Regions from separate parts of the Homo sapiens genome. Here region 2 is linked to region 1. A link is a loop called in an ENCODE intact Hi-C map of the cell type or tissue named here. Cell type or tissue: endothelial cell of umbilical vein. All regions are shown on one strand. Each heading gives the region's core, and the rest is flanking DNA. Links, peaks and the distances in the headings are about the cores only.

Region 1 (9,450 bases), core at 22-8,021:
GGAGGCTGAGGCCAGGGAATTGCTTTTACCGGGGAGGCAGAGGTTGCAGTGAGCCGAGATTGCACCATTGCACTCCAGTCTGGTGACAGAGCAAGACTCTGTCTCAAAAAAAAAAAAAAAAAAGCATCAATCTGCACTCGTAGCACTGCTGATTAAATGCTGTTTTTGCATCTGGGGAATTTTGCTTGTTAAAACAGATGGAATAGCATGAAGAATGTGTGTGTGTGTGTGTGCATGTGTGTGTGTGTTATGGCTGTTGGTTTTAAACCAGGAAACTCTTCATCACTGGCATTATCATTCCTAGTTTGGCCATTCGTGTAGGGGAAACCAGCTTCTCTCTCCAGTGTGGTCCTGAATTGTTCCATTATTTCCAAGGACAATGGGCCGGATGTTCTGGAATGAAGGAAAAAGACCATGAGCTCCCCCAGGAAACCCCATTCCTGTCCCTTCCTTGGAGTAGGGGCGGGAGGACAAGGACAGTGAGGGTGTGCAGCCTTCCAGCAACACTCAGTCATCTTCATTACAGGACATTATTGTAATGGTCCATTTTTAACATCAAATTTGGAAACAGTCTCAAAGGCACCACTGCATTTAAAGAGCTAACTAATATACATTTTTTTTTCTCGTCAATCTCTTAGAAATGTTGTAAAGCTTCCAGAAATGCCCTGGAATGTCTGCCAGACAAAATGGCTGTCTTTTGGAAAAATCACCTGAAGGATGTGGATTTCTCAGAAAACGCACTCAAAGAAGTTCCCCTGGGACTTTTCCAGCTTGATGTAAGCCTAATAGCCCTTTCTTTCTCATTTTCGGCTTTTGAGAGAAAATTGCTCCGTGTTGCAGTGAAATGTATGTGCTTTTCCTGAGCTTCTGAGATAAATATAAGGGGAAAAGATGAAGAAAAAGTTCAGCTATCAAAAATATGCATGGCCACGAACAGCGATGAGGGTGGCACGTGGACAGCAGAAGCAGCTGTGTCAGGTGGTGGTGGGGTTATGGTTCGTATCCCTCGGGACTTTCTTTAAGTCCACGGCCTGCCCATATATGAGGCTGAGTGGACACTGAGAGCTCCAGGAAGGGCCTTTCCACGGAACCCTGTGTGCCTACCCCAGAATACGGGTACCTTCTCGCTTTAGGTTGTTTTAGGTGGTTGGCGGGTCCTTAGGCAGACAGGCCGTGGATCACACTCATTGCTTGGAGCTCAGGGCCAACCCCAGAAGGGGCCCCATCAGGGCAGCCTCACCAGGGGCCCTGTAGTGGACCCCCAGGCAGAGTGCCCAGGCCACCCTGCACAGGCTTCAGCCCCCGGTCCTGCCAGGCCACTGCCAGGACCCCCACGGGCACTCCTCCAAGGCCTGGTGCAGCCTCTTGTGTGCGGCGACCCCCACAAGGCAGCGAAGGCCCCTTCAGCATGTGTATCCTCAGAGAGGATGGGCTATCATGTCCTAGGCTCCTGACAAGCACAGGGCAAAGCCAGGGACCCAGGGACAGGACTCACGCTTCTCAGAAGAAAGGAGCCACGCGGGGTGCCCCCGGGGGGGGGTGGTCCCACATCATACTCCTCGCAGGGTACTCCTGGCCTTCAGGCCTTGTCCACAGCCCCTGGGCCCCTGTTCTGAGTCTGTCTTCTCGTATTTCACACCAACAACTAGCAGGCTTGGATTTTTGGCTTCCCCCAAAGCCCAGAAGCAGCAAATCAGGAGAGGCAGAGCCTTGTCCAGAGCTTCACTGTGGGCCTGCAGGGAATGTGTCTGCTCGAGGTCTCCTTCTCCACACTGGGAAGGGGTGGGTGGGTATGTGGGGGCTTGGGGGACCCTGAGGTCTGGCACATGGCAGGGTCTCCATAGAATTTCAGCAGGAGGGGGCTGGCTGCAGCGGTTCTGATGGTGGGCGGTGGCGTGAGCCCCTTCAACAAGGAAGGAGACAAAAGCACCAGGAGGAGAGAATTTAATGTGGGGCAGCAAACAGCCTGTGGCCCTCCTGAGGCCGCCCTGGTTGTGGGCGGGATAGTTGGTGGCTGTGGTGATGTCCTCAAGCAGGGAGATAGCATGTCTAAGGTACTCCTGCAAAGTAAAACGTGGGCCAGGCATGATGGCTCAGACCTGGGCACGGCGACTCAGAACCGTACTCCCAGCACTTTGCGAGGCCAAAATGGGGGGACTGCTTGAGGCCAGGAGTTTGAGGCTGTAGCAAGCTATGATCACACCGCTGCACTCCAGCCTAAGAAACAGAGCGAGACCCTATCTCTAAAAAAGTAAATAAATAAAAAGAATAACAAAAAAAGAATAAAACGTGTTACAGGTGCAAGGTAGCCCCTCATCCCCCTTGGTGACTGGGTTCCCTGCAGGGTCTGTTTGCAGTAGGGCTGAGGGAGGGCTACCCACGAGGGGCACCCCAGACATGCTGATAATCCTGAGGGGCCCAGCTTGGGACTGTGTCGGCTAGCAGAGGGCATGCGGCTAGGACAGTTACCCTTGGTGGCACTGCCACCCCGTCCCCAGACCTGGGCTGGCCCAGGAGGCCACCCACCAGGAGGTGGCAGACACCAGCACTGTACTGCATGCCCCATGCCACCCCCACCAGCCGTGAGCCGTTGTCCTCCAAACCATCAGAGTCTGGCACTTTCCCCAGAGAGACACACCGGTAATCAGTACTCTTAAGAATCCTTAATGCTGACAGCTGCTTGGGCTCCTTTCACTCTAGAATAATTGCCTCTCACTGCCTTTGAGGGAGGAGCTCCTGTAGATAGATGGCCCCGTCGCACTGTTTGATATCATTTCGTGAGTTTGAAGAGGCTGCTGGGCCCCACACAGCTGGGATCTGCGTGAAGGAAAATTGGTTGGAATCGTTTGACTGCGCGTGGTTGGGAACTGACTGGCTCTTCAGTCTCCCCTCCCTTCTTGTATCTGATGCTATCTTAGCTTCTCTCTCCCTCCCTCTCTCTCTCAGGCCCTCATGTTCTTGAGGTTACAGGGGAACCAGCTGGCGGCACTTCCACCTCAAGAGAAGTGGACCTGCAGGCAGCTCAAAACCCTGGATCTCTCCAGAAACCAACTTGGCAAGTAAGCAGGGGCCTCTCCTCCCTGGCCAGTTCCAAAGCGTGTGTGGGGCCACGGTCGAGCAGGTCCTCTGAATGGTGGCATGTGAGTCTGCGAGGGCTGCTGAGCCGCCAGCTGGGGGCTTAACAACAGAAATCACTGCCTCACAGCCCTGGGGGCTGAAGTCCGAGGTGAGGGTGTGGGCAGGCCTGGTTGGTTTCTCCTGAGGCCCCTCTCCTTAGCTTGCAGATGCCGTCTTCTCCCTGTGTCCTGTTGCGGTCAGGCCTCTGTTCACGTCTGTGACCTAATCTCCTCTTCTTATAAGGACACCAGTCGGATTGGATTAGAGTCCATCCTAATGACCTCATTTTAACTTAGTTACCTCCTTAACAGCCCTGTTTCCAAATACAGTCACATTCTGAGGAATTGGAGGTTAGGGCTTCGACACAGGAATGTGGGGGGAAACAGCCCCTAATGGTGTCCTCTCATTTTTAATTTTTAGTCTGCTGGAGAATCTTGTCTCTCACTTCAGCCCAATCTGTAATTCTGTTCAAAAGTCTCTGCTGATCACTAACTGAAATGGACGTGGAATTGAATAAAAGCACCCAGCCCCAAAGCCTTCCAATAGGTGGAAAGCCGGGATGAGCCCAGCCAGCCTCTGGAGACCAGCCGCCCCCGTTATCTGCAGAAGGCCACTTCTGCAGTATCACGGTGGAACTTGCACCCCAAGGAGGACCTCTGCGGGGAGGGGTGGGGGCAGTGAAAAAGGCAGCCGCCACTGCAGCGTGCGCCCCTGCCAGGCCCTGAAGAGTTGCACATGAATTGCTCCCTATCTCCGTGGCTTGGCATTATAACATCACAGCCAAAAGTAATGCTTTTGTCGTGCTGTCCTCAAATTTTGTCTCTTTTTCCTCCCCCCAGAAATGAAGATGGACTGAAAACGAAGCGTATTGCCTTTTTCACCACCAGAGGTCGCCAGCGCTCCGGGACTGAGGCAGGTGTGTGTGGGTTGGGAGACGGTGTTCCCAGATGAGACAGCCGGGGTAGCCTGGTTCCTGCTCCACCAAAGTGGGGATCGCCCTTATCTTGGGCCTTCCCCTTCAATGCCCTGTTGCAATGCCACAGATGTCCAAGTTCAAATGAAAACCCTGCATATGAGCTGCGCCCATTCTTTCTGTCCCACGTGTGACACGCAAGTATCCTCAAGCCCCACTCTCCTGCGTGGAGGCCAGTGATGCCAGCAGCTAATATGTGCAGCTGATCTACACACCAGGCAGTGCCCTAGGCAGGTTACATATGTGAGAGTTTCTCATCCTCACAACGTGAGGTATGGGCCACATTTCCCCATTTTGCACGTGGGGAGACTGAGGCTCCCAGGGTGTCTGAGCTTGGCTGCCACACCAAAATACCACCGACCGAGTGCTTCAGCAGCAGACACTTATTTTCTCACAGTTCTGGAAGCTGGATATCTGAGAGGAGGGTGCCAGCACTGTCAGGGGCTTGCGAGGGCCTTCTTCCTGGCATCCTTCTCTCTATGTCCTGAGATAGTGAAGAGAGAGAGGACTCTGGTCTTTCTTCCTCTTCTTTTTTTTTTTTTTTCTTTGAGACTGAGTCTCGCTCTGTCGCCCAGGCTGGAGTGCAGTGGCGCGATCTTGGCTCCCTGCAACCTCCGCCTCCCAGGTTCAAGCTATTCTCCTTCTTCAGCCTCCCAAGTAGCTGGGATTACAGGCATGTGCCACCATGCCTGGCTAATTTTTGTATTTTTGGAGATGAGCCACTGTGCCCGGCCCCTCTTCCTATAAGAACGTTAATCTCATAAGGGCCCCACCCTCATGACCTCATCCAAACCTAATTACAGCTCAAATATCCCATCTCCAAATAGTAATTTTGTATTTTAATACAATACAGGATGCCAGGAAGAAGGCCCTTGCTAGCCCCTGACAGTGCTGGCGCCCTCCTCTCAGATATCCAGGGTTTCACCATGTTGGCCAGGCTGGTCTTGAACTCCTGACCTCAAGTGATCCGCCTGCCTCAGCCTCCCAAAGTGCTGGGATTACAGGTGTGAGCCACCACGCCCGGCCCCTCTTCTTATAAGAATGTTAATCTCATCATAAGGGCCCCACCCTCATGACCTCATCTAAACCTAATTACAGCTCAAATATCCCATCTCCAAATGGTGTCACATTGGGTATTAGAGCTTCGACATATGAATTTGGTGGGGGGCGGGGGACACAGTTCAATCCATGGCATAGGGACTGACTGATTTGTCCCAGGTTGTGTGGCTGCTTCTCAGTAGCAGAGCCAGGTTTCATCCCAGGACTGTGGGACTTCAGCCCTGGACCAGCAGCTACGTGCTGTTAAGTCTCTACTGCCACACGATGGTATCTTGCAAAGCCCACATGGATCACGGCCGCCTTTGGACCCACAGGCTGAGGTGAGGCCAAGGTTGCACAGGGGCTCGTGGTCTTCCCCAAAACTCAACAGAGACAGAACTTTCCTAGTTTTTGTGCTGGTCACACAACAAGGCCAGTTCAGCAGAGAGTACATCTAGGTAAACAAGCTCTTTTTGTTCCATTATCTTCTGTGAGACACAGGGGAAGGTATGGAGCTGTCCCTTTCATTAAACAACCAGCTCTGCTTCTTAACCTCAAAGCTACAACTTCCAAAGCCAGCTCTGCTCACAGAAATATCCCTCAGGATGCTGGCCCAGAAAACCAGAACCCACATCCAGGTTGTTTTAAACATAATACAACTTTCTTCTTCAGTTTGATAGATGGTTGTTGGCAAGTACAGATAGTATGAGGTAGGGATGAGTGACGCCACAGAGGCCAGGACACATTTGCAGGAGGTGAACTAGGGAGTTTGCCGCTGCTACGCTCTTGGATGAACTGGTGTGCTTGTGTGTTGAGTATGATACACATAGAGATCTGTCCCATAAGAGCGTGTGTATTTATATGTGACTGAAAAAGGAATATCAGTGGACCAGATAAAAGAGTCCAAAAATAGACCTCAGTAAACATAGAAATACATCGGGAGTCCCCAGCGCCCCCCAGGAAGCGAACCGGTATTGGTCCCTGGCCTGCTAGGAACCAGGCCACACAGGAGGAGGTGAGCGGTGGGCCAGTGAGCATCAGCGCCACCTCCTGTCAGATCAGCGGCAGCATTGGATTCTCATAGGAGCGCGAACCCTATTGTGAACCGCGTCTGTGAGGGCTCTAGGTTGTGCCCTCCTTATGAGAATCTAACGCCTGATGATCTGAGGTGGAACAGTTTCATCCCTAAACTGTCCCCCTCACCAATGCTGCAGTCCATGGAAAAATTGTCTTCCACAAAACCGGTCCGTGGTGCCAAAAAGGTTGGGGACTGTTATTATGTAATATATGACAAAGGCAGAACTTCAACTTAGTGTAAAAGGATGCTTGCGTGCGTTAATAAACGGTGTTGATATTCCTGCCTGGAAGGGGGACAAAACACGATACTAGATTACAACAATCAGGTTTAAGTATAAAAAAAGAAAACAATAACATTTAAGGAATATAGGTATAACTTTGCTATGAGGGAGATCTTTAAAATCTAGTTGGAAAATCCAGGAATAATTTTTTAAAAAGACTGAAATCATTGGCTTCATAAACATTCAAAAATTGTGTTCAGTGGGAAGCATCATAAACCAAGTCATAATGCAAACAGACTAAGAAGAAATATTTGCAACACAAATTGTTGCAACACAAATTGGCTTAAGTCCCTGATATACAAAGAATGCTTACAAATTGATTTAAAAAAAAAAAAAAAAAAGACAACACAATAGGCAAAAAAAATGGGCAAGGGATATAAACAATTTTCAGAAAAGGAAGTCCAGAGGGCCAGGAAACAAATGAAAAGGTCCTTAACCACACGAATAGGGAAATGCAATTATGAATTTCATAACTGATCCTTTTATAAATGAAGAGCCTTAGGACTGTAGAAATTGAGTCCAGACATAGGGATTTCACTTAGAAGGAAGGGGAAACAAACACCATCTTCTCCTTCATGCCAGGCGGGATGATGGGTATGAGAACAGGAGCTAGTGTAGACCTCGGTCACGCAAGCCACTTGCTGTGTGGATTAGAAACGTGTCTCCAGTTTAGAAATGCCGAATCCTTCCTGGGACCACGGAGGAGTGTGCAAGGAAGTGGGCTCAGCACTCAATGAGACGCCAGTGGGGAAAATCACAGGCATGCATGGAAAAGCACCATAGGACTACGCGCGGTACCAATGCTCTAGAAAGTGACAGCTGGCAGCCCGCAGAAGTACATCTGGGGAGCCATGTGAGGGGGCCGCGCCCCTGGGAGGTTCTCTGGCAGAGGTGAATCTTGGCCTTGGCAGATGACAAAGGCCTCTTGATTCTTTAAACTTCATCTAGAAAGTTGAGGCCCACACCTGAGTGAAAAGAAGGCGGCTCTTTGCAAACCCTTTTCCTCAGTAGGGTTATTCTCCCAGGGCCATGGACCCTTGGGTAAGGAATTATCTACAAAAGACAGCTTGTTTGCAGTAGGATAGTAAAATTCCAAGTAGATTTATGTACATCCAAATAGTCATATTTGTGCAGTGGCCTCATCCAAAAATAATTTGGATGGCCGTTTTTACGGTAAAAATCAGACCAGCAGAGTCATAAATAACTTATGAATAAATAATTACAGTTCTTAAATACCTTGAACTGTGTTCTCCCCAGCTCAGTGCCCATCGTTTTCAACACTGGGCCAGGAGGTCTGTTACAGGTGTTGCCTCTGTTTGCAATCATAGCTCATTATTCCAGCCATCTCTTACTTAAAGAGGCTTCATAAACACCGTAGCGAAACTTTAAAAGTTTGGAAAGCACAGAGGCCAGGTGTTTAGAATGTGTTCTCTGGGGAGAAAGTAAGCCTTTCTCATTATGACGTTCTTTCATGAAAATGTGAATTAGGGCAGGCTAATATTGATCATCTTTTTTCATTGAAGGAAAAAAAAGGAAGCTTTTTGAACATTTCCTTACCTAGCAAGGACTCATACAAAGCCATCTTTAGAAGGCCGGTGCACCTTTATTTCCGCAGGAGCCCCTGCAGTGAGTCCCATTCACAGTACAGCTAGCTGGGCAGATTTTCCAGGCATTGGTTTTGGTATTCCATTATCGGCTCTCCCTGAATGTTCTCAGAGGCCAGGTTACCCATTACCATTGTTATTGCAGCTACATGTGTGGAGGAAAGCCAGAGCCGAGGCGGGGTAGCTATGATCAAGGGCAACCGAGCCTGGTTTCAGCCCAACAAAAGAACTCCGGCTTCTCTATTTTCCATGTCTGGCAGGGAACCCTATGAGAGGGCTTTGAGGCAGTTGTTTAATCTTGAATTCTCCGAGCTCCCAGGCATGCTGTCCTGCCCCCTCTCCAGGCCTTAGTAGGGAGGATAAAGGCACTTCAGAGATTCTGCTGAAATCCAAACCTCTGATTCCCATCAGTGTGCGTTTCCAAGCTCTTTCTCAACTCAAATGCTCTGGTGCCCGTGGAAACAGCAAATTTGACATGATTTTCATGGTAATCTCATAGTGAGCCTAATTAATAAAGTCACTTAAATACTAAACAGTTGGCTGGCTTTTCAAAGAATGGCATTGTAAGAAGCATAAAAACAGCCAACTGTGGTATATTTTCATTAACTAGCTTTTTTTCATGGAAAAAGCAACGCATGTATATTTTAAAACACCGTTTTTGAACAGTAGCAAAGGGCATGGGATAAATATTCAGTCCTCTAGTAATTCCTTTCCCCAGAGACAACTATGGAGTTCAGTGCATCTCTGGTAACCATTGTGTTCCTGTCTAACAACTGTAACCTCTGTGCATACACATGTGCAGGTGTGGTGTGTGTGCATATAACATATACATGGTATGCGTGTGTGTGCATGCATGTGTGCACACATTTTCTGCTACACTAATAAGCCTTCTAGATATCCGGTTCTGAACTTTTTTTTTTTTTTTTTTTTTTTGAGATGGAGTCTTGCTCTGTCACCCAGGCTGGAGTGCAGTGGCACAAACTCAACTCACTGCAACCTCCACCTCCCAGGTTCAAGTAATTCTCCTGCCTCAGCCCCCCCGAGTAGCTGGGATTACAGGTGCCCACCATCACGCCTGGCTAATTTTTGTATCTTTAGTAGAGACAGGGTTTTACCATCTTAGCCAGCCTGGTCTTGAACTCCTGACCTTGTGATCCCCCTACCTCGGCCTCCCAAAGTGCTAGGATTACAGGCGTGAGCCACCAGCCTGGCGCACCTTGCCTTTTCAATTGATGGGTAGCTCTTGAGTATTACTTCATACCCCCATATATGTAGACCTGCCCCATACTTTGTAATAGCTGCAATTATTCTATTACTCATTGAACCAACCCCCTGTGGCTGGACACATAGGTTGTTGTAG
Region 2 (15,830 bases), core at 3,373-11,372, 160 kb after region 1:
TCCATATGCATCCCATTTTCTCCCAAATCCTGTGGCCTGTGGATATTTTCCTTCTAACTTGAAACTGACTGCTGTGGAGGCAGAAGAAAGGCAGATCCATGAGGCCAGGAAAGGCGGGCGAGCGGAGCCGCGTGCGGACAGGGCCCTTGTGTGGGTGAAAAGGGACAGGGCACCGGGGCAAAACGGAGCCATTCTGTGACAAACTCACCTCCCAAAGCCACTCAGGGTGGTTGGCTGCAACAGCAGCGACTCAGAGGGAAAGGCCACTGCACCAGCCCTCAGCTCAGGGGGAAGGCGGTGAGATGACACCACAGGGCATTAAGCCAGGGCCCCAGATCAGGTGTGACGTGGAAACCAAGCATGCTTCAGGGAAGGCCTGGCAGCAGAGACCCGACTTCTGGGCAGGCAGAGCAGTCAAGGCTGCCCAGCAGCTGCTGGTGGACCCTGGGAAACCAGCTGGGGCTGCACAGGGCCATCCTCTCCCGCTGAGCTGATGGAACACGTATGTCACCTCCTCCTGAGGATGCGGCCCAGATGGTGAGTGCGCTGACACCCGCCTTCGAGAAGCCGGGCTGCTGAGTTCCTGCTGGAAGGCACATCCTCTTGGTAGAAAGGCCCATCCCCAAATCTAATTTTAAAGAAGGCCCATGAATCATTATCCTAACTGCTCATTACCCAGGGGCTGTGTGGGGAGCTGCCTCAGACCTTTGGGCTGCTCTAGCCCTGGGGAAGCCAGGAAGGCATGTATTGTTAACAACTGCTCTCCTCCAGCCCACGACCCTCTCTCAGAAACCCCCAGCTCACTGCTGCTGCCCTTTCTGCCACGAGATGTGCCGCGTCTTCCCTTCATCACCTGATGCTCCTACAAAAGTGCTCATTCACAGCGTCCCCAGGCCCCTGGACTCCAGGCCACCCCACAGCCAAACATTATCTTCAGATCTAATAACATGCCGTGCCTTCCAAGTAGCACAGAAACCATATAATGATAAATCATAACCAATATATATTTTCTATATGACATTATATAAAATATAATATCAATCTTCAAAACTTGCCTAGAACATAGGTAAAGGTGGTTAGTAATTCCATCTATGCATATCCAAATGTATTCCCATCTGTTTGCAAATGTATACTTTTCCCACTAGGAAATCACTCCTGGCTGCCCAAACGGAGGCCCGGTGCCTCTGGTCATGTCCACATCTCGTCCAGCGCTTCTGCTGCCTCACCAAGTCTGGAAAGAGCTGCTCTTATCTCAGGCTACCCACTTCCACTCCGCGCCCCTGCCTGTCCCATCTCTTGGAATGAGCGCCAGCTTCCTGGGAGTGGAGTGTACCTCTTTCCCAAACAGGCCCTCTGTCTGGAACGCGCCTCTTCTCACTCCCTGAGTCATCAATAAATCTGTCTCACTTTGTCCTGACTCAAGCTTTGCAGTCATAGAGTTGGGTCTGCGGAGTTGCCATTTTCACAGGATGAGGGATCCAAGACACTGTGCAATATTCTCACAGGATGAGGGATCCAAGACACTGTGCAATATTCTCACAGTATTTCTTAAAGGTCATTTCACTTTTCGGGCTTATTTTTAAAAAGGTTTTATTGGAACTAGCTAGTAGGTTCAAAATGTCAACGTTGACCAAATAAAACAAAATGCCAGACGACTTAGTGTTATGTCAGAAATGGCCAAGTCCCAAAGTCCCTCAGCCCTGGAAGAGGATGATCCAAAGTACGAAAAGGGTGAAGTGGAAAGATGCTCCCTGCATCCTGTGACTCAGGATGGAACCACGGGACGCTGGAGATGGCCAGCAGGAGGGAGACGCCCAATTGTAGGAGAGAAGGCAGCCTTCCCGGGCAGTCTCACAGGACCAATGTGTTTTAAATGGATGGAAAAAAAGCAAGATGTCAAATTGTATGGTACGTGCACCCTACATCAAACGGTACCTACCACAGCCCCTGACGGGAACTCGGCAGAGTGGGAACAGGGTGGTACAGAGGAAGGGCCTGGTCTTTCCTTTCCCTTCTCTGCTTCCCTGTATGGGTATCCTCTGCTGCAGTTACATTGTTATTTACCACGGAAGAAATAGAATCCGTTCAAAAATCCAAACTGCAGGCCGGGTGCAGTGGCTCATGCCTGTAATCCCAGCACTTTCGGAGGTTGAGGCAGATCCATCACTTGAGGCCAGGAGTTCAAGACCAGCCCGGCCAACATAGTGAAACCCCATCTCTATCCCGTAGAGGGTTTCAACATAGTGAAACCTCATCTCATTTTCATAAAAATATGAAAAATTAACCTGGAGTGGTGGCACATGCCTGTGGTCCCAGCTACTTGGGAGGCTGAGGCACGAGAATCGCCTGATCCTGGGAGGTGGAGGTTGCAGTGAGCCGAGATTGCACCACTGCACTCCAGCCTGGGCAACAGAGGGAGACTCTCTCTAGAAAAAAACAAAAACAAAAACAAAACAAAAAACCCCCAACAATATCCAAAATGCTTCCTTCACAACACTAATGGGATCATTTGAAAGTGCACTTTTAGAAATGATTCGTTTCTAGCTTCAGACCTCGGGGTGTGCCCAGGGCTTCTGAGGCTATAAATGAGATTCCCCTTTCTGAGCTTTTGCCTAAAACTCAACCCAAACTTAATTCAGAATGAATGAATCTGAAGGTAGCCCTAAGGCTTGGCTAGAAGCATTTCTTTTCTCCAGTAGGGTCACACGTGGAGCAGCGAGCGAGGCATGCGGAGGGCTGTGGCGTGAACCAAGGGGATGAGTCGTGGCAAGCTGGCGAGGGGAAGGGGGCAGCGGCAGCCTGGGAGCATCGCCGACTTAATTGTGATGGAGAGAAATTCATTACAGATAAGCCAGCTTCATTTAAGCATTTTCCAGAGCTTGCCCAACCACTTTGCTATTAAGTGATTTGATCAATTTCTTATTATATTTTCTCATTAAAAAGCGGTCAGGCATAACCGACTACTCTTACAGTTTTAAAGGAAATGTAGCTAGAATGTTCTTTAAAGGACATTTCATTTTTGCCTGTATTAGTAAGAAATGAAGACCCTCATCACTGAAACATCATGAATGGTAAATTAAACATATGAAGAAATATCTGACAAAAGACATTAAGTGGTTTAACTGCACTGATGACAAGCCAGCCCCTAATCTGTTTGACGCGATCGTTTCCGGTGAAAATCTACACCCCCTCCCTCACCCCTACACCCCTGCAGAAAACCAAACCGAACTCTGAAGCATCTGCTTTCTACTGGAAGCCATTCGAAATGAGTTACTGTAATTTGATCCATTGCATTGTAACCTTTACATTATCGTTGCATTTATAACAAGTTAGACTAAGAAGATTTGGTGCAAGCATTTTCATTTCAAGCAGGACAGAAGGGGCCATCTTTCAAGGGTTTAGCAAGCACAGCGGGGCCCACCGCGGCAGGTAGCAGCCCTGTGCAGCCGCTTGAGCTGACAGACCACCCCGCCTCCAGCTGAAGCACATAAGCTCCTTTGCAGCAGAGATTACAGCAAGTTATACGGCAGTAATGCAGCCTAATTCCCCAGGGCGGGCGTCTGTGCAGGCACAGGGAGGGCTGGCCCTTGGCTTCCTCCGTGATGAGGGCACAAGAGGAAACCTTGCCACCTGGGGCCTGGCAGAGCAGGCGCCCCTCAGTGCAGTAGGCAGGTGTGTCACCTTCCTGGAGGATGGGTCTTGAGAAACGAGACCCTAACAGCAGGGAGAATGCCTCTGAAAGCCGCTGGTTCCCATAACCTAAGTGTTGTCCTTACGAGATGGAGTGTGGTGCTGGCAACTCACTAGTGTGTACATTTGACTCGGTGAACACACTGAGTAGTGAATGGAGGTGGCTGCAGGAACACCCAGACCTCTAGGTGATCCTTCAAGTGCATGGCAAGGAGGCAAATATGACAATCATTTTGCTCAGGTCAACTGCTATGTAGATGGCCAGTGAGCGCTCTGAGCCTGCTGGGCTGGGGGGAAAGAAACCCGTGTCCACTTCTGGGCTCAGTCAGGGCCTAGGCTTTGATGCCTTTGTGAAATAGCAGGGAGGGGCTCAGACACTTTGCCTATAGGAATCAATAACTCATCAGCAGGGCCATGAAGGCGTGTTGGGGCTGGGGCGGGAATAAGATGAGACATCCGAGGGTCAGAGTTCCTTCCATTATCTGAACTGTCAAAGGGCCCAAGCTGTGAGTTTACAAGCGCCCTCCTCCCTGGCCCTCACATCCCGGAGTGGAGGGAATGTTCCACCTTGGCTCCTGAGGCCTGCCTGCTTTTGCAGCAAAGAGGGACCGTCTCATGACCTTGTGACACGTGGCGTCTCCACAGAAGGCCTTGGGATGCTAGGTCCACATCCACGCTCCGGTCTCATCCCAGCCCAGAACAGCAGTGCAGGGAAGTTGACCCACCTTCTGGAAGCAAGCTGCAGGTTCCCCTAGTCTGCCAGTGCTGTCTGCCCCATAAGGCTCTCCTGGTTCCATTCCATGCAGGGTCCCTGGCATCCAACCACAAAGCCGGGATCCCACTGGCAACCTCTCCCCACACACTTCACTGGGTCATGAAGCCACATCCATCTTCTGCCCTGAGGCTCCCCGCCAGGGTCCTCATGCCCAAGAGAGAAGGAATTCCCTCATTTGTGTGCAAAGTTCAAAAATGTTGTCTATGCATCTATGCCTACAGCTCTGCCTTCCTGGCCAGGACAAACTTGGTGGCCGTTTGTGGGAAGTCCTGAGCTGGTGCTGGGAGGAAGGAGGGAGGTTCCCCTTCATGCTTTTGTGATTGTACCCTTCTCCTCTTCTTCAGCCATATTACACGGCACGATTTTAACATACTGTCCACAGGAGTCACAAAGCAGGAAGCCACAGTGGAAGGGTTAAGCAGGAAGCCTCCAGAGATTCAGGGGGAAGGGATCAGTTCCAGGCCCAGCAGGGGCTGCAGGTCTCAGCCTGTGCACTGGCAGGAGTACTCAGTGCGGAGGATGGGAGGGCACGCCTTTGGCAGGAGGCACATGTGGAGAGGGCGCTCGAGGGAGTAGGGCAGTGTGGTTCCCAACACGCCAGGGGACGGGCGGGAACAAGAGCCCCAGGCCTCCTTGAGGGGCTCTAGTGAGACAGATACTGCCACATGGTCACAGAAGGAGGCCCAGCTGTGTCACATCCCACAGAAGGGTCCAGGGTGGCAGCGGAGCGGACAGTGGGGTGTTTTAGCTGCGTCCTGGGAAACAGTCAGGTTGTCCAGAGGGAGGGAAAGTGTGTGGCAGGGCCGCAGACACGGATGCCCCCACGACTTGGGGCGCAGCGGCTGGAGGAGGTGCCCTGTGGAACGGGGGATGATAGACGCAGGGACAGCAGCCAGGCTGAGGAGGGCCCGGGTGCCTGTGGAACTGCCGAGTCCACCCTCTGGGCAAAAGAACAGCACCAGGTGACGGAGGAGAGTGGAACCTGGAGGCCAGCACGCGGAGTGCAGACACGCCACTGCCAGGGCGGGGAGCTAGAGGGGTCCGGCCGCGTTTCTGGAAACGGAGCCTGGAAGGGAGGCAGTACTTCCATGAACACCAACACTGCTATCAGGAAGAGGGACAGACCTGATCAGGAGTGGGAGCAGGGAAGGAAATGGCAGGTTTCACCAAGGGTCATTGAAATTCTGGACGCACACTCAAACGTGTCACTCACACCACGTCCCAAATCCCCCCAGTTTGTCACTATGGTAAATAGGAAAGCGTTTATAATACTTTGTCATGAAGATGCATATTATGCTCTTCCTTATCGAAGAATAAAAATGTCTCTGCTTTTTCTCCAAGAAAAAACTAAACACTCCCACAGAGTAAATGGCAATTAGGCTGAATTACGGCAATTCTTGCTGTGAGCGCAATGTCATTATGCTGGGACTTAACTGTCATTACACTGTAAATATACCTATCCCGGGGGCAATGCTTGCCCACACGAGCTTGCTACCTTGGCATCAAAGATCTCACTTCTTTTGACTCTTGGGTTATATTGCAACTGTGCTGATTTATCCTCTAACTAGATTGATCCTGGAACCCCAAGTTGTGCCACAGCCCCACGCCAGGCAGTTGTTAAAATGCAGGTTCTATGGGGCCTGGGAGGGGACATTTCTATCCAGGAGCCAGACGCGGCCCAGGCCCGGTTTGAAGACCTTTGTTTTGAAGAACGTGGGGTCAGCGAGTTGATGAGGAACAAGGACGAGCTCATCTGAGGAAAAAACGGAAGGAAGCACTTGAAACCGGGTTTCGTTTCACTCCCAAGCTGCGGTCCACAGAAGCATTTCCCTCAAATAACTTGAAAAACTTTATGAATCGTGTTTAAGTTTTTTACTCTCCAAATGTAATACAATTCTTCAGCTAAAACAGGAATAATGAGACAAAATGGTTCGAAAAGTACAATAGAAAAATATTGTTCACTGGTTTATTTTTCCAAATGAGCATCAGGCTATTTACAAATACGCAGCCCTCCAATGACGTGTATTAAAATGGCAAGTCTATCACTGTTTGAAATCTAAATGAAAACAAATTTATTAAGGCACATTTGATCTGAGAATTTAACTTTCTGGTATAATGACAGATTCATTTCACTTTTGTCCCCAAAACACATGAGCACCAAAATTGTCAAAGAACACTTAATATTTAGTAAAACAGTAAGGAATATAAAAATTAAGGAGGGGAAAAAGCGTTTCCAAAAGGAAATCTTTGGAGATCGGTTTACTGCAAATAAAACAGACTAAACACACTCCCGATACACATAAATAATACTAACTAACAGGTACTCAAGAAATGGCAGAGCTCTGAACAACAGATATTAAATAAATTAAAGGTATTTCAGATACAAAGGATAAAACAAAACAGTAATGAAAGAATGAAAACCATCTCCACCCACATAACACAGACAGGATGAAAGGAACAAAACCAAATACATTTTTCCCCAACGTTTTGATTAGGGTGTATGTGTGTATGTTTCAGTCTGTGTACATCAGATTTATTGTAATAATTCATCTTTGTCATTCTAAACATTAATATTTTACCCTTTAAAGAGAAGGGTCAAGAAGAGAAAATGCCAAATCCTTCTTGAAATTTAATGCCAGGTCTATTTAGGCCGAATGAACTACCACGAGAACAGCCACATACCTCACTGTGCCTTCTTCACGCCCCTTGCTTTAAAACCTACGTGGCCAGCTGGGCTTGCATGGTGAAACCCCGTCTCTACTAAAAATACAAAAAAACTAGCTGGGCGTGGTGGTGTGTGCCTGTAATCCCAGCTACTCGGGAGGCAAAGGCAGGGGAATTGCTTGAACCAGGGAAGTGGAGGTTAAAGTGAGCCAAGATTGCGCCACTGCATTCCAGCCTGGGTAACAGAGTGAGACTCCGTCTCAAAAAAAGAACAAAACAAAACAAACAAAAAACCTACGTGGCCATGCTGAGCAGAGTACCATGAGAGGAAATGATCAACTCTGGAAAGCTCTCCTGAAGACAATGATGAAACAGCTATTATCACATTTCCTTATCTTACAACTGGAACATGAAATGGCTTTAAAACAATTGTAAAAAAAAAAAACAAAACACAAAAGGTAGAATCTGTGGAATGTTAACAATCACAACAGAACATTTACCAGAGTTACAGTGTTTTGTTACAATAATACTTTGCAGGAATGTTCACGTTTTCTGCCATAGGACTGGAGCAAAGGGTCTCAAAAGAAAACATTTTTTTAAAAAAGTTTTGTTCATCAGGTACATTTCAAGTCAAAGTTAAGCAGGTCTGCTACATAATGTTCAGCAAGAAGATGTGTTCAAAGGCAAACACTGATCACCTTCTTGTTCAGAAAGCTCAATCTTAAAGGAGTCCTATGTAAGAAAACCACTTGTAAAATATATCCTTGTATACGGACTTCAAAAACTGATCATACAAAAAATTTTTGAAAAATAAATTAGATAATTAAAAACGTCTTTTCCAGCAAAGCTGGACATTAGGCTGTCCTCACTGAGCCATTATTATTGCTGCTTTTACTGTAACTTGGATCATTTTTTTCCAGCCACATCTCAGCCAGCTGCTGGGTGGACCCATAGGTCGATGCTTTGGACCCCAAGCACATTTTGTACTGTTTGGGGTCAAGATTGGGATCACAAAAGACAGGATGGTGGACGTGGACTACTCCTACTTCCTGGCTCCTAAACGTCTTCAAACCTGCCTGGACAACCTTGTTGAAAAGGTCCACATCCTCCAGCCCCCAGCCTTGGATGGAAACATCAAAGCCACCCACTCGGACAAGATCTCCCTTATAAATACACGTGATGCCAAACCCATAGTTTCTCCAGAAGCCAGTTTTCTGAGTAAAGGCAAAATGGTTGTCACTGGGAACTTTCCCACTATAAACAATCTTTGGGTCATACTGGCTGAAGATGATTGGAAAATATATTTGTTGGCCCAGAACTGTATTTGCTCGACATCGCTGAAGGAATTCTGTAGTAAACACGAGGTCGACGTCGCAGAAGAAGAGCAAAGATTCATTGTTAAACTGGGAGGATCCTACTTCCAGGGCCAGGGCTCTTGAAAACTCTCCAGACACAGGCAAAATCTGCATGTCGGCTTTAGGGTACTTAATGCGGTAATCTCTCATCAGTTCAACTTGTTTGGCCTTGTCAGGGTTGGAGTCAGAATTGAAAAGCAGAACCACGAGCTTGACGTTCTGATTGGGGATAAGACACGTCTTCTCAAAGTTTCCCATAAATCTCACAAACATGTCGAAACGCCCAGACAAAGGAATCAGTATGTTTATCTTTTTATCTTTGGGTTCTTTGTGCTCACTCTTCGACCCAGGGAGCTGAAAGGGGACGAGCTTCTTCAGGGAGTTTGAGAGAAAGGACAAGGATCCAGATTCCTGATTGATTCTCTTGGCCAACTCTTGTGCATCCAGCTCCTCATGCTCCACAAACTGGATTTTGCTGAAAGTCTGCTGTAAATACGCGTGCCTCCTCACAGGGACCGTCATTTTCTTCCCTTTGTGCTTTTTGTACAGAAGCAGCAGGTCCAGGATGTACTCAGCCCCATACATGGGGTTCACCCGGCGGTAGCCGTACTGGATCTCTTTGAAGTCAATGATGCGCCCTCTGGTCTTGGCGTTGGCATTGATCATCTCCATGACCTGCATGACAATGTCGTCCAAGGCTTCCCTCTGGGCGGAGTCCATTCCTCTTCGAGGGGGCTGGCCGTCAACTGCCGAATACAAGTATTTTCCAGTCAGAAACTCCCATTCCAGAATCTCCTCTCGCTGGCGGGGCTGAAACCTCATGAAGGAGGGAGGGATTCCCAGCTGGAGGTCCTCTTTATGAATTTCTGTGTTGCTGTATTTGCTCATCAGGACAATTTCGCGGTGCAGCTGTATTGTGCGATGGCGGAGCTCGGATATCTTGCGGCTCAGCATGTAGCTGTGGAGCCTGTACTGGTAGGGTGGGTTTTTGTTGGGGTGTAATGTGATAGCTTGGTGAATTTTACTGTTATGGAGATCTCTAATGTACCCCTTTTTGTTCTGCTCGTAATTCTCATAAAAAAGCTGCTGCATCTGTTACAGGAAAAAAAAGAGATCACAAATTTAGTATTGTATGATTGAGTGCCAGCACATGCTAAAGAAAATGCAAATATTAGAAATGTTTCTGAATGGACCACAGCACACAAAAGGCCCTAGATAAGGCCCGATCAACAGCAGTCCAATGTGGTTAGAAGAATTCACAGATAGAAACTGCTTAAGGAAGTAAGGGTTAATAACCAAAGTTGGCCAATATACTTTCACAGGCAAACAGAATTATGAAAAAGTTGTCCCATAATGAAAACATATAAAATTGAGATCACAGTGCACCACAGGAGCATGCCTGAAAGATAAAGCCACCCCCGTCCCACTACGCCTGTGAAAGGGACCCACAGAGTCATGCGTCCCTGGCTGAAGACCTGAATAGCAGATCCTGCGGCTTCTATCTGTGGGAATAAACTTCCTCCTGAGAGCCAGAAGAACTCCAGGCAAACAACCTGAGCGAAGGAGTACCCTGCTTCCAGGGAGCTAAGGGAAGGGAAAGCCTATCAGAGGCAGGAGGCGGCCTGGCCCTGCGAGGATGCTGCAGGGATGAATCAAGGCTCTGCTGAGGTCTCTGGAAGCAAAAGCACACGCTGAAAACCCTCTTCACGCTGCTGGCCTCCTGCGTACGAGGAAGGTACCCCTCTCCCAGGTCTTCTGTGGAGGCAGGAGCGGGCCTGCTTGCTCAGCACGGGGTCTCCGGCACCAGCACGGAGCTTGGTGCCTGGGGGATCAGAAAATGCTGGCAGATGGGAAACATGCAGGACGCACAGGGCTCACCATTCCACCAACCCTGCCTCCGCCCCGTGGCGCAGGTTTTGGGACAGCATAAGCTTACGGGCCATCAGCCAAAATGGGTTCCCTCAAGTTAGGAAGGGAATGTGCCTAATGCCTCAGTACATCTGGGCAAGGAGATGAACGTTTTTACAAAGCATGTTGGAATGCAGAGTAATAGTTTGCAAAAAATGTTCAGTGAAAGCATTTGAGGTTGGTATCTGGTAAATTAGTCCTGTTTCTTTCAAGTTCATGGTTGTTTTTTGTTCATATTGTTAAAGACTAACTCTTGGTAAGGGATGACACGCATTCTGGCTGACTGGTTTATTTGCCTCTGGACAATCATATGCTGACTCTTTCCTGAGCCACTGCAACTACCGTTTAATAGTAGAGAAATATAAATGGGCACTTTTATACCTTACTTCTTTTTCTCATAAGGTAAAAAGTAAACAGGGAGCTGGCATGCCTGCCAGGCCCCGCACAGAGCTGGGGTCTGATGAGGGCTAACCTCTACCTCCTGGGCACCCGTGAGTCCGGTCTTAGAGCAAGAATTAGAGCAGAATTACAGGTCCTCCAAAGTGCCGCCGCTGTTTCCAACTTTCCTTCCCACACCGCTTATGCTCCCCACATGGCAGGTGCACGCATGGACTTACCACTGAAATCACTCCCACACTGTGGCACACTTTTCTAATTAATTAGAAAAGGTGGTGAGGTTTTCTGTGGGGGTAGGAAGCAGGGCCTCCCTAGGCTAGGAGGAGAAACTCCGACTCTGACCCCCATGCAGCACACAGGGCACACTTTATATGGAATTTTACATGCCCCTTCTGCTACCTACTATCAACTTTACTATCAACTACAGGAAAGCAAATCTCAAATTCTTGTTTTAAATAAACTGAAGCAAAGAAGTAACCTGGGGCTTGCTGAGAGAAGGCAGTAGGCGACTGGCACCGGGACTCCTTCAAGCCCTGATGGGCGGGCCAGATACAAACAACATGAAGATAAAGGCCCTGCCACAAGGCTTGGATGAACCACGTTAACTTATCTCTCTTTTTACTTTGCTCCTTCTGTGGGTCGCAACAAAAGAAGCCTGATGCACTTCCTGCCCAAAGCATCCTTACTGTTCACTTTCTAGCTGGGCTGATTCTTGGGTACAAACGGCAGGGCTACAAGGTGGCAAATGTCATGTGGGGACTCAAAGAGAAGAAAGGTTGAGAAAGGTTATTTGCAGGCCATAAAACCTTGAAGCAAATATAGTCATTTTACAATCCTGTTGGGGCACTCGGAGGCACAGCAGTTACAAGGACCTGCTACGGTGCCTCAGAAGACGCTCCCAGGGTCTGGGAAGCCATGCTTCCTGTTCCACCAAGGCCAGCCTTTGTAACGTGACTTAAGTAACTGCGCAGGCCACCAGACCCCACCGCTGACTGCACCTGAGGATCTCATGGTAAGGAAGGCTCTTCCACGGCAGAGACCCACAAGCCCACAATGTGCCTAACTGAGAGCTAGCAGAGTCATGACTGTCTGCTGTGAGATAAAAAGCTAGATGACAATTCCGGCAGAGATTCTACATGTATTTGTTTCAAGTATAAATTGTTTCCATTTCATCTGCTCATAATTTCCAAATTCTTAACAATGAACACGAAGAACCATAATATCGTTTGTGGAAGGTCTCTCCATTTCCAAGAGTGTAAACACACATTAATTTGGCCTTACAAGCTGTCTTCTACAGTGAGGTGAGAACAGTCTGAAGCATGTGCTGTTCCTTCTTTGCCCTGCAGGAAGCTCGTGCTGCCAATTCCATCTCCCCATGTATCTCCGACCCTTCTCTCTCCAGCCCCACTGGGTCATGCCACAGGTTCCCCATGGGTCTGCTTGCAGAATTCTGTTCCTCCCTCAACAGTGCTTCAAGACAGTAGCACAGAGGTATTCTTAGAACACACATTGGAGACTTATGGCTGAACAGGAGTGGTGGAACTGACATGATTTTCTCCTCTCTTCCCAAATACAGTGGATCCTTGAACGACGTGGGGGTTAGGAGTGCCGACTCCTCATGCAGTCAAAAACCCATGTATGAGTTTTGACTCCTAAAAAACTTAACTACTAATAGCCTACTGTTGACTGGAAGTCTTATCAATAACAATCAATAACACATCTTTTGCATGTTGTGTGAATTATATACTGCATTCTTACAATAAAGGAAGCTAGAGAAAAGAAAATGTTATTAAGAAAATGGCATGGAAGGAAGAGTAAATACACTTACAGCACTGTATGTATTAATACTGTGAGTTTACATTGTCTGTTTACAAAATCAACCGTCTGTATCTGAAATGGATGGGCCATTGCAGCTGCAGACCTCAATCTACAGTACCTAGCAAGCAATTCATCTTTTTCTTGTAATATTATGACTTTTCTGTTTCTTGGGAACCATTCAGCATGGTTAGTGGTACTTCATATGGGTCCCACGGTGTTATTCGAGGTTCACAGTATTGCACTAAATCTGACGAAAAATATAAGAACTGCAAGAGATCGCTTTTGACTGCAATATGCAATTTTCTGGAGTGATGAACTGTTCAGGTGGGGATGATTAGTGTCACCCAGCATTTCAAGCCTACATTTGCACCAGCTGAGCTCACCACAGTGGCAACAGGAGGCAGCTATGAAGTCACTACAGGAGTAGAGTATGTATCACAGTTGTTTTATACAGTTATGAATGAATGCTGCATCTTAGTCCTCTGGGTTTACTTCCTTGATAAATACATAACTCTGAAGTTTAGTTTTTCCAGAAATTACACCCAAGCACAAGGTGGTGAGGTGCAAGTCTGATAATGGGGAAATGGAAATTGGGGGACTTGAGCAGGACCCTGCCCTCATATCCCACTTGTGTCCCAGAAAACTTATTCCACTCCCCACCCCAAGCAGGAAACCGGAAGAGTCTTTTGGATCAATTGAACAGTACCATAGATACCTAGAGTCTGCCAACAAAAACATCACCCAAAAAGCTGGATCATTACAGCAAAGACACTAGTTTTAAAAGCCTCTGCTACACAGCTCCTGGTCAGCTTCTCAATGCTTCACTCTTAATGAGAATCAACAGTCAAGGATCATCAGGGCAGCTGAAAAAGGGTTCTGAATGGGAATGATGAAAATAAAACAAAACAAAAGCAAAACCCTTGGTGGAACAGAAACAACGCAGTGAACAGAAGAAAAACACAACAACAAAAACAAAAATCTACAATATAGTCAAAGGGAAGACAGTGCAACCAAAACAGAATGTGATAAACACGAAAATCAGAGGAAAAAACCCTTGAAACCAAACACAAGACAGCAAAACAAAGGAGTAGAGTTTGAAGATAAAACTGAAGAAATCCCTAGAAGATCATAACGATAAAAAAAAACCAGACAACAGGAGAGAAAAGTATTCATTCTAGGAACAAAAAGCACACAGGAGGGAAAACAACAATATAAAAAAATGGATCCAGAATTAAGGGAGTCAGGTGCCTGGGTTAAACTCTAAGTATCCAGTATAAAAAGTACAGTATAAAAGTATCCAGTATAAAAACTACAGGAAAAAGCAATCTAAAAATTTCCACAGAGGAGGAAAAAGGGCATATACAAATAATCAGAAATGGAAATGGCACCGGACACAGATAACACCACTGGGAGCTGAAGAACAATGCCTTCAGAAGTGGGAGGAGTGGAAAATTATTCTCAGTGTAGAATTCTCTTCCCAAACTATCCATCCAGTGAGAACAGCAAAAGATGTCAGATACTCAGGACTCAATTTTACCTTGCACTCATTCCTTCCCAGGAAGCTACTGAAGGATATGTTCCTCTAAAGCAAGGAAAGAAAGCTGTAAAGAAGATGACAGGATCCAGGAAACAAGACGCATGGGCCAGAATGACCATGCAAGGAGGCACCACACGGACAGCCCTGCAGCAGCTGCGGGAACACGTGCAAACGGGGGAGGGTGTGGGTGCCCACTGCCTCCATCTCCAGAGTCCAGCTCAGTGCTTGACACATCGAGTTCATAACAAGTGAGGTCTTTAAACAGAGCAAGTATGGAGAAATTGTTGAATGACATCCATACAGAAGGAAACAGCTGATGATGACAGACACGATATGTTACACATGGTAAACGGCATACAAGGATAAGGCTGGGCTCCTCTGGCCAGGATGTGTTTTAAAACGCAAAAATCAGCAGCATATTTAAAGAGAAAATATATACTACTCTGGAGAGATGATATAGTGGTCACCTTTTTTTTACTCCCTAGACCAAATGTGACTGCACACTTTATTCCTGGCCGTCCATACCCCACACAGGGAGGGCGGGCCCCCACGGGAGGCCTCTACATGACTGACTACTTCTCACACACCCACTAGGACAACACATCCCCACACATTTTCAGGAATCCATTTCACAAAGTGTTTTAGAAGCTGCCTACGGTTGTTACTTTCACAGAGTGTGTGTGCTAAGGGGGTGAACATGGAGAAAAGTATTGACTAAACAGGCTGGTAGAAGCTGTAAAACAGACTGAGGGTTTTAAACTACAGTGAAAGTTGCTGTAAGTACCTTCCGGCTAAACTCTACAAGTTTGAAATAAATGTGTTACATATATATATAATTTTTTTTTTTTTTTGAGACAGGGTCTCCTTCTGTCATCCAGGCTGGAGTGCAGTGGTGTGATCTCAGCTCACTGCAACCTCCACCTCCCAGGGAGCTGGAACTATAAGCATACACCACCACATACAGCTAATTTTTGTATTTTTTTGTAGAGATGGGGTTTCACCAGGTTGCCCAGGCTGGTCTTGAACTCCTGGGATCAAGCAATCTGCTTGCCTCGGCCTCCCAAAGCCCTGGGATTACAGACGTGAGCCACCCAGCCCGGCCATTTTCTTTTTTTAATGAAAAAGAAATCTGTTGTAAGATAAAAAGGTGTGTGTGAGTGGTGCACATGCACATGCTTGGGGGAGGGAGCACCTGAGAGAAAGTGAACTTAAAATAAAGCCAAGTCTACGCCCAGACTGGCTGGTGGCCCCTGCTCTGTCCCAGAGGAGTTACTTTTATTAATTTATTATTTATTAATGTTGCTACGGTATATAAACAATTCAGACAGAGAAGTTCCTACCTGACAGACTGGGTGGAACACATACCTGTAATGATCTTTAAAAAAATCTAAACTCACGTCAAGGAAATAGCTCTCCCTTTCTAAAAGAGGGTGATGCGGGTTTAAGCAACAGGTGAGCAGACACTCTGTCGCAGGTAAGGACGAGTACCTCCACCTTAACCAAGACCTGCCCAAATGGGCTTCGGGTGGTGCCCTTCAGCCAATTTCTGTACAAAGCCTTGTCATAAATGGCTTTGGTGTAGAGGTAGGGAAACATTTTCTTGTTACCCTCAGCGTGTGGAATGGGAGATGGAGAGGCAGAAATCAAATATGCTGTCTTTAGAGCTCTTTAAGAACAGGAAATGTGA

Evidence for each region. Peaks named below come from ENCODE experiments on the same cell type or tissue, not always from the same donor. Only the 100,000 strongest peaks of a DNase experiment are listed, where the experiment ranks them.
Region 2: a loop joins it to region 1, with 2.2 times the contacts of the local background. A loop is called at or near these places in 3 of 110 quality-filtered maps.

The regions. Positions count from the first base shown.
Region 1 is chr15:101,011,370-101,020,819 of GRCh38, forward strand. It overlaps LRRK1 (leucine rich repeat kinase 1), which reads left to right. Exons shown (of 34, transcript NM_024652.6): 10 at 639-776; 11 at 2,947-3,059; 12 at 3,957-4,033. Among named protein-coding and RNA genes, the nearest start is that of LRRK1, 97 kb to the left of the region's middle. RefSeq lists a silencer at 3,915-4,209. In endothelial cell of umbilical vein, for the core only: CTCF peaks have their summits at 3,978 (motif pointing right) and 6,204 (motif pointing left); a DNase peak (open chromatin) is centred at 4,022.
Region 2 is chr15:101,169,405-101,185,234 of GRCh38, forward strand. It overlaps CHSY1 (chondroitin sulfate synthase 1), which reads right to left. Exons shown (of 3, transcript NM_014918.5): 3 at 6,323-9,576. The coding sequence ends at 7,984. LOC124903564 (a long non-coding RNA gene) reads left to right here. Exons shown (of 2, transcript XR_007064780.1): 2 at 1-1,417. Among named protein-coding and RNA genes, the nearest start is that of LRRK1-AS1, 25 kb to the left of the region's middle. RefSeq lists enhancers at 1-394, 3,132-4,018, 4,907-5,793, 9,680-10,290, 10,291-10,900. In endothelial cell of umbilical vein, for the core only: no CTCF peak of the experiment used is centred there; a DNase peak (open chromatin) is centred at 7,527; H3K27ac peaks cover 1,965 bases.